Regions from separate parts of the Homo sapiens genome. Here region 1 is linked to region 2. Evidence: chromatin loops called from intact Hi-C (ENCODE). Cell type or tissue: spleen. All regions are shown on one strand. Each heading gives the region's core, and the rest is flanking DNA. Links, peaks and the distances in the headings are about the cores only. Region 1 overlaps DTNB (dystrobrevin beta). Region 2 overlaps DTNB (dystrobrevin beta).

Evidence for each region. A loop is a pair of places that touch in the nucleus more often than their neighbours do. Peaks named below come from ENCODE experiments on the same cell type or tissue, not always from the same donor. Only the 100,000 strongest peaks of a DNase experiment are listed, where the experiment ranks them.
Region 1: a loop joins it to region 2, with 1.8 times the contacts of the local background. A loop is called at or near these places in 1 of 110 quality-filtered maps.

Annotation. Positions count from the first base shown.
Region 1 is chr2:25,542,479-25,547,861 of GRCh38, forward strand. All of the region lies in intron 8 of DTNB (dystrobrevin beta), which reads right to left. Among named protein-coding and RNA genes, the nearest start is that of DTNB-AS1, 120 kb to the left of the region's middle. In spleen, for the core only: no CTCF peak of the experiment used is centred there; no DNase peak of the experiment used is centred there.
Region 2 is chr2:25,482,684-25,488,066 of GRCh38, forward strand. It overlaps DTNB (dystrobrevin beta), which reads right to left. Exons shown (of 21, transcript NM_021907.5): 10 at 113-190. Among named protein-coding and RNA genes, the nearest start is that of DTNB-AS1, 64 kb to the left of the region's middle. In spleen, for the core only: no CTCF peak of the experiment used is centred there; no DNase peak of the experiment used is centred there; H3K27ac peaks cover 519 bases.

The sequences.
Region 1 (5,383 bases), core at 311-5,310, 60 kb after region 2:
CCTTTTCTTGCTGATTTTTAAGACTTTGGTACCAATGTTATTCCCTCTAGCCTCAAAAATGAAACTGGGCATGCTCATTACTTCCTACAGAATCTGGGAAATTTTGTATAATACTGCAATTATTCTTTTATTTGAATGTTTGCTGAAATTCACAAAAAGTCACTCAGGCCTGGTTGTTTCCTTTGTGTAAATATATTGAGCAAATTCAATTTCTTTAATAATTATGTTATTATTTGGGTGTTCTATTCCATCTTGAATCGGTTTTGGTAAGCAACGCTGTTTTAGAAATTTGTTAATTTCAACTTAGCTTTTAATAACCAAATGTACAGTTCTTTTCTTATCTTTTTATCCTTGATTTCCCAGAGAATACAGTCTATATGATATTATACTAATTCTTTTTTGAGGCTTCCTTTATGTGGTCAATTTTTGTGTATTTGAAAAAAAAATGTGCAATCATTCATTGCTGGATATGTTAAAATTATCCAGTTTGAAAATGTATTTCTCAATCTCACTGTGTTCCTGTTAACTTTTAATTTATATATCTGTAGAATTGTTAATTTTGTCTTTTTATCTTTGATAAACCATCTCTGGTAAAGACTTTTTAAATATGATAAAAATATACAAAGTCTAAAGTTTACCATTCTAACCTCTCTGGTAAAGATTTTTGCCTTAAAATCCTTTTTCTAAGACTAATATACTTTCAACAAATTTGTTTTGATTAGTACTTGGCCTGGTATGTCTTTTTTATTCTTAACTTACAAGTTCTCTGTGTCCTTATTTTTTGGCTGTCTCTTGTAAACAGCATAGAGACAGGTTTTTTTTGTTTTGTTTTTTGTTTTTTTTTTGAGACACAGTCTTGCTCTGTCGCCCAGGCTGGAGTGCAGTGGCACGATCTCGACTCACTGCAACCTCTGCCTCCCGGGTTCAAGTGATTCTCTGCCTTAGCTTCCCGAGTAACTGGGATTAGAGGTGCGCGCCACCACGCCCAGCTAATTTTTGTATTTTTAATAGAGACAGGTTTCACCATGTTGGCCAGGCTGGTCAGGAACTCCTGACCTCAAGTGATCTGCCCACTTCGGCCACCTAAAGTGCTGGGATTATAGGCATGAGCCACTGCGCCTGGCTGAGACAGATTCTTAAAAATATTTGACAACTGTTGCTTTTTATCTAGAAAATTTAATGAATTTACTGATTAGTAATATATTTTTATTCATTTTTATGGCTTATTATGTCATTACTTGTTTCGTCTTTTTCCTATTTGTCCTTTTCAGGTTTTATTTTCTTATTTTATTTTCCTCTTTTGGAAATTTGCTCTTTGAGTTTACTCTTCTAGCAGCTACTTTTGTTGTTGCTGTTGTTAAAGTAACATTTATTGAGAACTTACTGTCAGGGACTTAATGGGTGCTTTTAACTCTCAAAATAGTTTTATGAATTAGATGTTAACATATAGGCACAGAAATTAACACTCAGTGTAAAAATTAAGGCTCATATAACCAGGTCTGTCACTCTTTTTGTGGTACAAACAGCCCCTCAACAGGTAAAATTACTCAAGAGAAAGAACCGCTGGCAACTAGGAGGGACAGCCACGGCAGTGAGGCATTCTATTTCTTAGAAAGAAACAGGCACCCGCAGCCCAGCGTGGGGGATGTGGAGTACCACCCTCAGGGCTCGCGGGTTGGGTCATGAAGGTGAGTCAGGGGTGGGGACACGGTGTCCAACTGAGGGACAGATTCCAAAGTGGGCAGCAGGCGACTCACTGCAATGGTTTCATGTGTGCTCCTGTGCCAGGGCTGAGACTTGTTTTCCTCGGATAACCATGAACCAGGCACTGCGATACTCTGCAAAACTTTTTCTTGAGCTCAGATTACTGTGTTTTCAATCAGCCTCAAGCTAATTCCTTGCACAGCACAATCTTCAGCTCAGGGTATACGCTGACAGGCCCTGACATTGGGAACATAACAGCCTAATGGAAAAAGCTCAGGATTGGTGACTTTGAGGCCATTCCTGTCATTTTCACTTCCAATTACTCTCTCTTTCTGAGCACATCATCCTGAACTCCAAGCCACACCATCTGAGGGGATCTAAGCAGAAAAATATCCCCCAGTGGCAGACTCTTGGTACAAAGCCTGCTAAAGCCTCAGACAAGTCAACAACTTTCTCTATTTTAACATGAACACTTACCACAATCTTAATCAACATCTGTAACCTCACCTAGTAACTTCAGTCCTTTAATCATGCCTCAACCAATTTCATGCCATAGTTTAGTACTTCAGCTGCACCTTATTATAAGCTCACCAAAATTAGTAATTATTATTTATACCTGGTGCTTAAAGTCATCCACATTTATCAATTCCACTTTGCACTATTTCTTCCTTCTTGCCTCAAATTATTTTTTGCTCAAAGTATATCCTTTATTAATTCTTTCAGCAATGTTTTGTTGGTGACAAACTCCTTGAGACTTTTTTGAAAAATACCTTTATTTCTTCTTTGCTCTTGAATAGATTAGCTGGGTAGAGAAATCTGGATTGATCTTTTTGTTCCACCCTTTATATCCTTTACTCACCTTTCACACTTTCCATCTCCTTTTATCTGTGTTCAGCACTCTGTATTCTGATTAATCTCATCACATCTAATTCCCATACCCTAATTTTCACTTGAACAGTCTCTAACTTTCTATTTAACCCCTCCATTGAGCTTAACTTTAATATTTTTGATTTCTGAAAGTTAAATTTGGCCTTTTTTCATTCAACTTGTCCCTTTTAACAATGCCACTATTCCCAATTTCATTTCTTTAACTTTTTGAATGTGCCATTTCTAAAGTTCTTGGCATGCTAAACCTATCTGTTGTGTTTGTTTGCTGATTTTCCCTCACAGTAGATTGTTTTGTGATTGGGTTTGCAATTTTTGGTAATAAGCTCACCCTTAGCAGGGGTTGTTTTCTGCATAGGAGTCCCATTTGAACTGAGCTGTGGAAGTGTATGGCTACAGAGGGATTTTTTTTGTCTTCTTCTGGCAGGTACTTCAGAGCAGTGCTATTATCCAACAGAACTTTAAGGGATGATGAAGACTTGCTATACCTGCATTATCCAATATGGAAGCCACTAGCCCCGTGTGGTTACTGAACACTAGAAATGCTGCTACTGGGCCTGAGGAACTTTATTGTTTATTTTTGAGACAGAGTCACCCAGGCTGGAGTGCAGTGGTACGATCTTGGCTCACTGCAGCCTCCGCCTCCCGGGTTCAAGCAATTCTCCTGCCTCAGCCTCCTGAGTAGCTGGGACTACAGGTGTGTGCCACCATGCCTGGCTAATTTCTGTATTTTTAGTAGAGATGGGGTTTCACCATGCTGGCCAGGCTGGTCTCAAACTACTGACCCCAAGTGATGGGCCTGCCTTGGCCCCCCAAAGTGCTGGGATTACAGGCATGAGCCACCGTGCCCGGCTTAGAAACTTAATTTTTAACTTGCGAACCCTGAAAGAGTCAATCCTTCCAGATGAATCCTGAGTGGCAAATGGCCTAAATTCAAATACAGCCAAGCAGCCATTTGCTGGCTAGAGGTCACACACATACTCTGCCTTCCCAGCAAACCCTATGTTTATTTAACATTGGGACTTTCATAACTGTCTGTTCCTACCTCAGGCAATAGACTGTGACTTGCATCAACCAATCAGAACTCAGCAAACATCAACCAATCAGAACTAGGCAAGTCTGCAACCGTCCTTTGCATAAGTGGACCAGGGTGGGAACCTGGACAGGACCTTTCCCTATAATAGACAACCCTCTCTTGGTTCTCTCACAAGGTTTTGTGCCAAAGGCTTCATTTTGTGCCAAAGGCTGCATCTCCCCAGTGTGCAAACTGTTCACTAGAATAAAATCTTTTTCCTCTAAACTTTTCAGAAAACTGGTAGATTTTGTAAGTTTTCTTTTTTCCCAGAGCCTGGCTGCTGGATATTTTTTGTACCTTCTCTGGGCCACTGGAGTTTTTCTAGCCCCTCTTTGTTTTAAGGAGGCAGCTCTTCTAAAGTCCTGGCCTTTACAGAAATATTAGTTCCACTTACCTTGTTTCGTGAACCCAAGACAGATTTCCTACTTCATGGGGGCACTAAACCCTAACCTCTGGGGCTAAATCCAGTATCCAATCTGATAGACCCCTGGAACACCACAGTGTTAGGTTTAATTCTGATAGCCAGGGCTTTCTCTGACTTTTAATCAAGCTAAATTCTACATTTCAATTGTTGTTGTTATGTTTAATCCAGCGTGCATGTCTCTGTCATTGGAGAAAGGAGATTACAATTAGCTTAGTTTGCCATGTTGCTGGAGTCAGCAATTAGGTTGGTGCAACAAGATAGGATAGATCTTCTATTCTTTTTTTTTTTTTCTTTTTGGAGACAGAATCCTGCTCTGTTGCCCATGCTGGAGTGCAGGTGGTGCAATCAGCGCTCACCATAGCCTTGATCTCTTGGCCTCAAGTAATCCTCCCACCTCAGCCTTCTGAGTAGCTAGGACGAAAGGCATACACCACTGTGCTAAGTTAATTCTTTTGTTGTTGTTGTAGAGACAGGGTCTTGCTACATTGCCCAGGCTGGTCTTAAACTTCTGGCCTCAAGTGATCCTCCCGCCTTGACCTGCCAGAGTGCTGGGATTATAGCAATGAGCCACCACACCTGGCCAGACTTTCAATTATTTTAAATGCAAGTTGAATTATTCTTGCATTTCCAGGATAAGTGCTACTTGATAATGCTCAAATAAATTTACTAATTTTTTAATGTAGAAATTTTATACCTGTATACTTCTTTTTTTTTTTAATCTACCACTAAGAGTCATGCACCTGTATTCTTTCTTTCCTTTTTTTTTTTTTTTTTTAAGATGGAGTTTCACTCTTGTTGCCCAGGCTGGAGTGCAATGGCACAATCTCGGCTCACTGCAACCTCCGCCTCCCGATTCAAGGAATTCTCCTGCCTCAGCCTCCGGAGTAGCTGGGATTACAGGCACCCACCACCATGTCCAGCCCATTTTTGTGTTTTAGTGGAGACGAGGTTTCACCACGTTGGGTCAAGCTGGTCTTGAACTCCTGACGTCAGCTGATCCACCCGCCTTGGCCTCCCAAATATGCACCTGTATCCTTATGGGAAGACAGCTTATAATTTTCTCTTTTGGTGTTGTCCTTGCCTGTTTGGGGATGAAGGTTATGCTGGCCTAGTAAAATTGGTTGGATACATTCCAATTTTGTACTCTGGAATGGTATATATCAAATGAAAATTATCTGTTTCTTGAAGTTTTGAAAGAACTCACCTGTGAAATAGTCGAGGCTTGATGCTTTCTTTGGAATGTAGATCTTTGATTCTCATTCTAATATTTTTAACTTGCTTATTGACTATTAAAG
Region 2 (5,383 bases), core at 212-5,211:
AGTCCTTTCTGCCCTGTGGAACAACCTGCTTTTCAGGCCTCATTTCTGGCAGGGGCATCGCAAATCAGTAGCAGAGGCCAACACCCAAGTCGAAGGCACAAGACATACGTACCTCTTGGTGGGAGTGGGCACTCCAGAGGACATGTGGCTAACCATGGTGTCATTCATATTAGTCAGAGGGCGAGGAGGACTGAAAGAAAAGACATTTACCTTATATTAATAATGACCAACTAGGGGAAACAAGGGAAACGACGATAAGCATGGTAAGAGCAAAGGGACCAATCATCATTCGCGGTAAGCACAGACGGACCCATGGGGAGGGGGGGGACCCATGGGGAAGGGGAGGCCCATGGGGAGGTGGGGACCCATGGAGGGGGGGAACCCTTGGGGAGGGGGGTAGAAATCGATACTTCAAGCCTAAGTAAATTCAGCAAGAGGTTCTCCCTCACAAAGCCACAGGGCCACTGAGCTGTGGGTACCAGAGATGCAACTGATTATAAGCACACTACTGCAGGACGTAACTTTGGTGGCTTTTGCTTTGTAGTTTTAGTACATAAGAATTTAAATTCTGCCCCTTAGTGAATTTCTCTACATTTTACGTACAAGATTACTAGGTGTCTGGCATTCATTGTATATTACAAAGGTCACAACATCGAGGTGCATGCTGTTCCTGAGATTTGGTTAGAGCTCACTGGTTTCCCTCAGACTTAGTTTGTAAACTTTTAACCAGAACAGACTGTTAAATACCACGTTCAAAAATAAAGACTCTGGAACAAACTTTGATTAATTCTCTACTAGAATCTGAACAACAAATCCAAATTTTACACCTATACCCTAATTAGAATGTTGTCTTTGATAACCCCTAATCCAAATTTAAACTTCAAGGTTAGCATTTTTGGTAACTTGTCTTTAGCTGCAGGTTTTCTAGACTCAGGTCCATTTCTCCTTCTTGTGAAAGTCCTGAAGGAATGAATTCAAGCTTCTCAAAAAGGTGCCAGGTATCTTGCCTTCCAGCCATTCTTCAACCCCTCTCCCTCCCTACCAGGTTCAGCTACAAAAGGGTTCTGTCTTGCATCTGGAACCACATGACTATTGCTAAATACTTAAACTGGAAAATTTCTCACTTCCTCTTTTAAACTGGAAGAAGTACAGTCATGTGCCACACAATGATGTTTAGGTCAATGACAAACCACATACATTATAACAGATTATAATACTGTATTTTTACTGTACCTTTTCTATGTTTAGATACATAAATACCCTTGTGTAACAGTTGCCTCCAGTATTTAGTACAGTCCCATGTTGTACAGGTTTGTAGCTTGGAGGCTACATACATAGAGTGTACTTACACATACTTGGATGGTTTTGCCTGCTGCAAACCTAGGCTACACCATATAGCCTAGGCTACACCATACGGCCTAGGCTACACCATATGGCCTAGGTATGAAGCAGGCGAAACCACCTAGGTTTGTGTAAGTACACTCTCTGATGTTAACACAACACAAAATTGTCTAACAAAGCATTTCTCAGAATGCATCCCCCATTGTTAAGTTATGCATGATTATACTTCTCATATTTGTCTATCAAAAGCATAAAACTGAAGCTGAAAGTCCTTCTCTCATATTTAGGTGCTTGGGAACTAACTACCTTCTGGTTTCTCCTTCCGTTTAAGGACAGAGTTAATTATGTAAAATGTTTCTGGAGAGGTTATACTTAGCAATTCTTTGTGAATATTAAGGGATCACAGGCTTTATTGTTTTGCAGGTTTCATAGTACACTCAAATAAAAGCTCAAGGGGAAATATTTCAGGGAGGGCCAAGGAACCCAGATGTTAAAGAAGGATCTCTTTCTCCATCTATCTATGCACTTTTTTTTCTTCTTAAACCAACTGCATTTCTGTATAGGGATTTTTAAAAATGATTTTTCCATTTAATGGAGAGGATCCGAGATGGAAAGTAATTTGCAGGGAACTGATTTTGGTCTCTTGATTTTTAAGCCATAGTACTATGCTTATTGTTCTACATTCCTCCCTTTGTGTGACATGTCTCTAAGTAAGACATTTAGAATTGAAATATGCCTCTCTAGGCTAGAAGTCAATTCCAAGTTATTTATCTGACTACCTGTCTTCAGACAGATATCCAATTATGTCCCAAACTTTCAAGACTATTAATGCTAGTGGCTGTGCTGAGTTATAGTCAATTAATCAGTTGTTTTAGGTTGACTAATGATCGAAGTGAACACAGAGATTAGCTTGTATTTAGTCCTAAATTTATATTTTTGCCTCTAGTTCTCTTATATCAATTGTCCAACTGAAACAAGGAGACAATCCCTATGAAAGAACCAAATCCAGCACAACAGCTTTCTGGTCCTGGAAATAGAATGGGCTATTCTTTAATGTATTATTATTAGCAATCTATTTCCAAAAGAAGATAAAGACATTTTCACATTGCTTTCAGAACTAATACAGTTACCTGCTATATATATATTTTTTAATTTTTAATAAATAATAGAGACAAGGTCTCACTATGTTGCCTAGGCTGGTCTTGAACTCCTGAGTTCAGGTATCCTCCCACCTCCACCTCCCAAAATGCTAGGATTACAGGTGTGAGCCACCATTCCCGGCCACCTGCTATATTTCAATATTAAAGATATCACTGCATTCAATTTCCTTTTTGGTATTCTCAGAGGAAAAATGAGAATAAAAAATTCAAATTCCTAGAACATAAATCCATGCAATAAAATTTCATGATTTGTAACAATTTGGTCTGATACCACAAACATCTTTATAATCAATATCTCTTGGTATATATCATGTTCAACCATTATAGCACAAATATCAAAGCTTCTTCTCTAATATTCAAAACCAGACAGTAATGGCTATATTGTAAACTATAAACTAATCATAACTGACCCCCAAATGTCATAGCCTTTCTGAACTCCTAACATGCTTTGCTAGAAAGACAGGTATATGTCTGCAGTTTAAAATGAAAGAAGCACTTGCAAACTTAAAGGAGGTCTTTACTACAGAACCTTCACTAGAGCCACGACTCACCATGAAAGCCAACAGCTCAGATGCATTCTTAGAAGGCATAACATGGCCTGGGGAACGTAGTGAGACCCTGTCTTCACAAAAATTAAAAAAAAAAAATTAGCCTGCTGGCCAGGCGCAGTGGCTCATGCCTGTAATCTCAGCACTTTGGGAAGCTGAGGTGGGTGGATCACAAGGTCAGGAGTTCAAGACCAGCCTGGCCAAGATGTTGAAACCCCATCTCTACTAAAAATATAAAAATTAGCTGGGTGTGGTGGCGGGTGCCTGTAATCCCAGCTACTTGGGAGGTTGAGGCAGGAGAATAGCTTGAACCCGGGAGGCGGAGGTTGCAGTGAGCCAAGATCACGCCACTGCACTCTAGCCTGGGTGATAGAGCAAGACTCCATCTCAAAAAAATAAAATAAAATAAAATAAAATAAAATAAAAAAATAAAAAAGATTAGCCTGCTGGCTGGGCACAGTGGCTCACGTCTATAAAACTAGCACTTTGGGAGGCCAAGGCAGGCAGATGGCTTGAGCCTGGGAGTTTGAGACCAGCCTGGGCAACATAGCGAAACCCCGTCTCTACAAAAAAATACAAAGATTAGCTGGGTGTGGCGGCGCATGCTCGCAGTCCCAGCTACTCAGGAGGCTGGGGTGGGAGGATCACCTGAGCACAGGGAGGTTGAGGTTTCAGTGAAACTGACATTGTGCCACTGCACTTCAGGCTGGGTGACAAGTGAGATCCTGTCTCAAAAAAATAAAAAATAAAAATGAGTCTGGCATGGTTGCACGTGCTGTAGTCCTAGCTACTCAGGAGGCAGAGGTGGGAGGATCATTTGAGCCTAGGAGGTTAAGGCTGCAGTGAGCTGTGATTGCACCACTGCACTCCAGCTTGGGCGACAGAGCAAGACCCTGTCTCAAAAAAAAAAAAAAAAAGGTAATACACTAAAAATGACTTCTGGCTCAAACAAACATACAAAACCTTCATGGTTCTTGTAAGACATAACTGAAAAGAGTATTTCCAGGTGTAAAGCAGACATTAATGCTACAAATTATAGAAACTTAAAAAAACAGAATTGGCACAACATTAGATTGGTTTTGTTGATCTTTAACATGTAAAACCAGTTGAATACCTTGAGCACCAGATGTTCTGTATCTTCCTTTGGTACAGATCTCAGCAAGGTATAGGCACTATTGAGTTTCATGATACTGAAATGGCCACCATCTATCGCTTGGTCCAGAAATTTGGGAGGTTCCTTCTTTGTTAATAAGATATACCATTTTTTCGATGGGATAGAATAAGATGATGATATAGGTAGAAAGTATCTGGTAGTCAGTAGAGGTAGTTTTTAAAGACTTGGCAAGAATTTGGTACTTCTTAATTAAAGGGAAAGCATCACTGTTACTGGGTACCTACTGATAAAAGATTATCTTTATTTCAATGACCTAACTGTATATAGATGGAGACAAACATGCAAGCAAATCATCACAATGCCATGTAATGAGTGCAGCAATGAAGTATGGTCAGTCCTCCATGTCTGTGGGTTCAACCAACTGCAGATGGAAACTATTCAGAGAAAAAGTTCCACAAAGTTCCAAAAAGTAAAACTTGAATTCACCATATGCTGAGTAATACACTGAATCCTTGCAAAGGACGTGATGTGTAGGCATTGTGTTAGGTATTACAAGTACTCTAGAGAGGACTTAAAGTATATGGGAGTATGCGCATAGGTTATATGCAAATACTATTCTGTTTTATTTCAGGGACTTGAGCATCCTTGGGTTTCCATATCTGTGGGGGCTCCTGGAACCAACCCCCAGGGATACTGAGAGACAACTGACAGACCAAGTGCTGAGAGTCACAGATGAAGATCAGGTACTTCTGCCTGGAGGTACTTCTGCCTGGAGGAACAAGGGGCAAGAATCGTCATGGAAGGCCTCAGAGAGGAGGCATCGTTGAGAACAGTTTTCCAGATACAGAAAAAGAATTAAGAGAACCCTAGATAGAAATAGTATGTAAAATGGCATAGAAATCCAAAAATACATGAGAAACTGGGTCTAATTTATTTGTTTGACCAAAGGCATCTGAAAGGGAGTAGCTGGAAACGCATGTGGAAAGGTAGAGGAGAGGCAGGATGTGAAAGGAGCTTGTCCTAGCACAAGGTGAGAGATCTGAACTTTATATTGCAGGCAGCAGGAGAAGCACTGAATGTAAGACAAACACCAATGTGACCATCACATCATTTTAAAAGCTCACTCCAGAATCTTGCAGATGCTGGTCTTTTATCAAAAGCGTGCATGGGAATCCTCTGAAAAGCTTTCTGTAAGATAAGATACCCAAGCCCTACCCTCA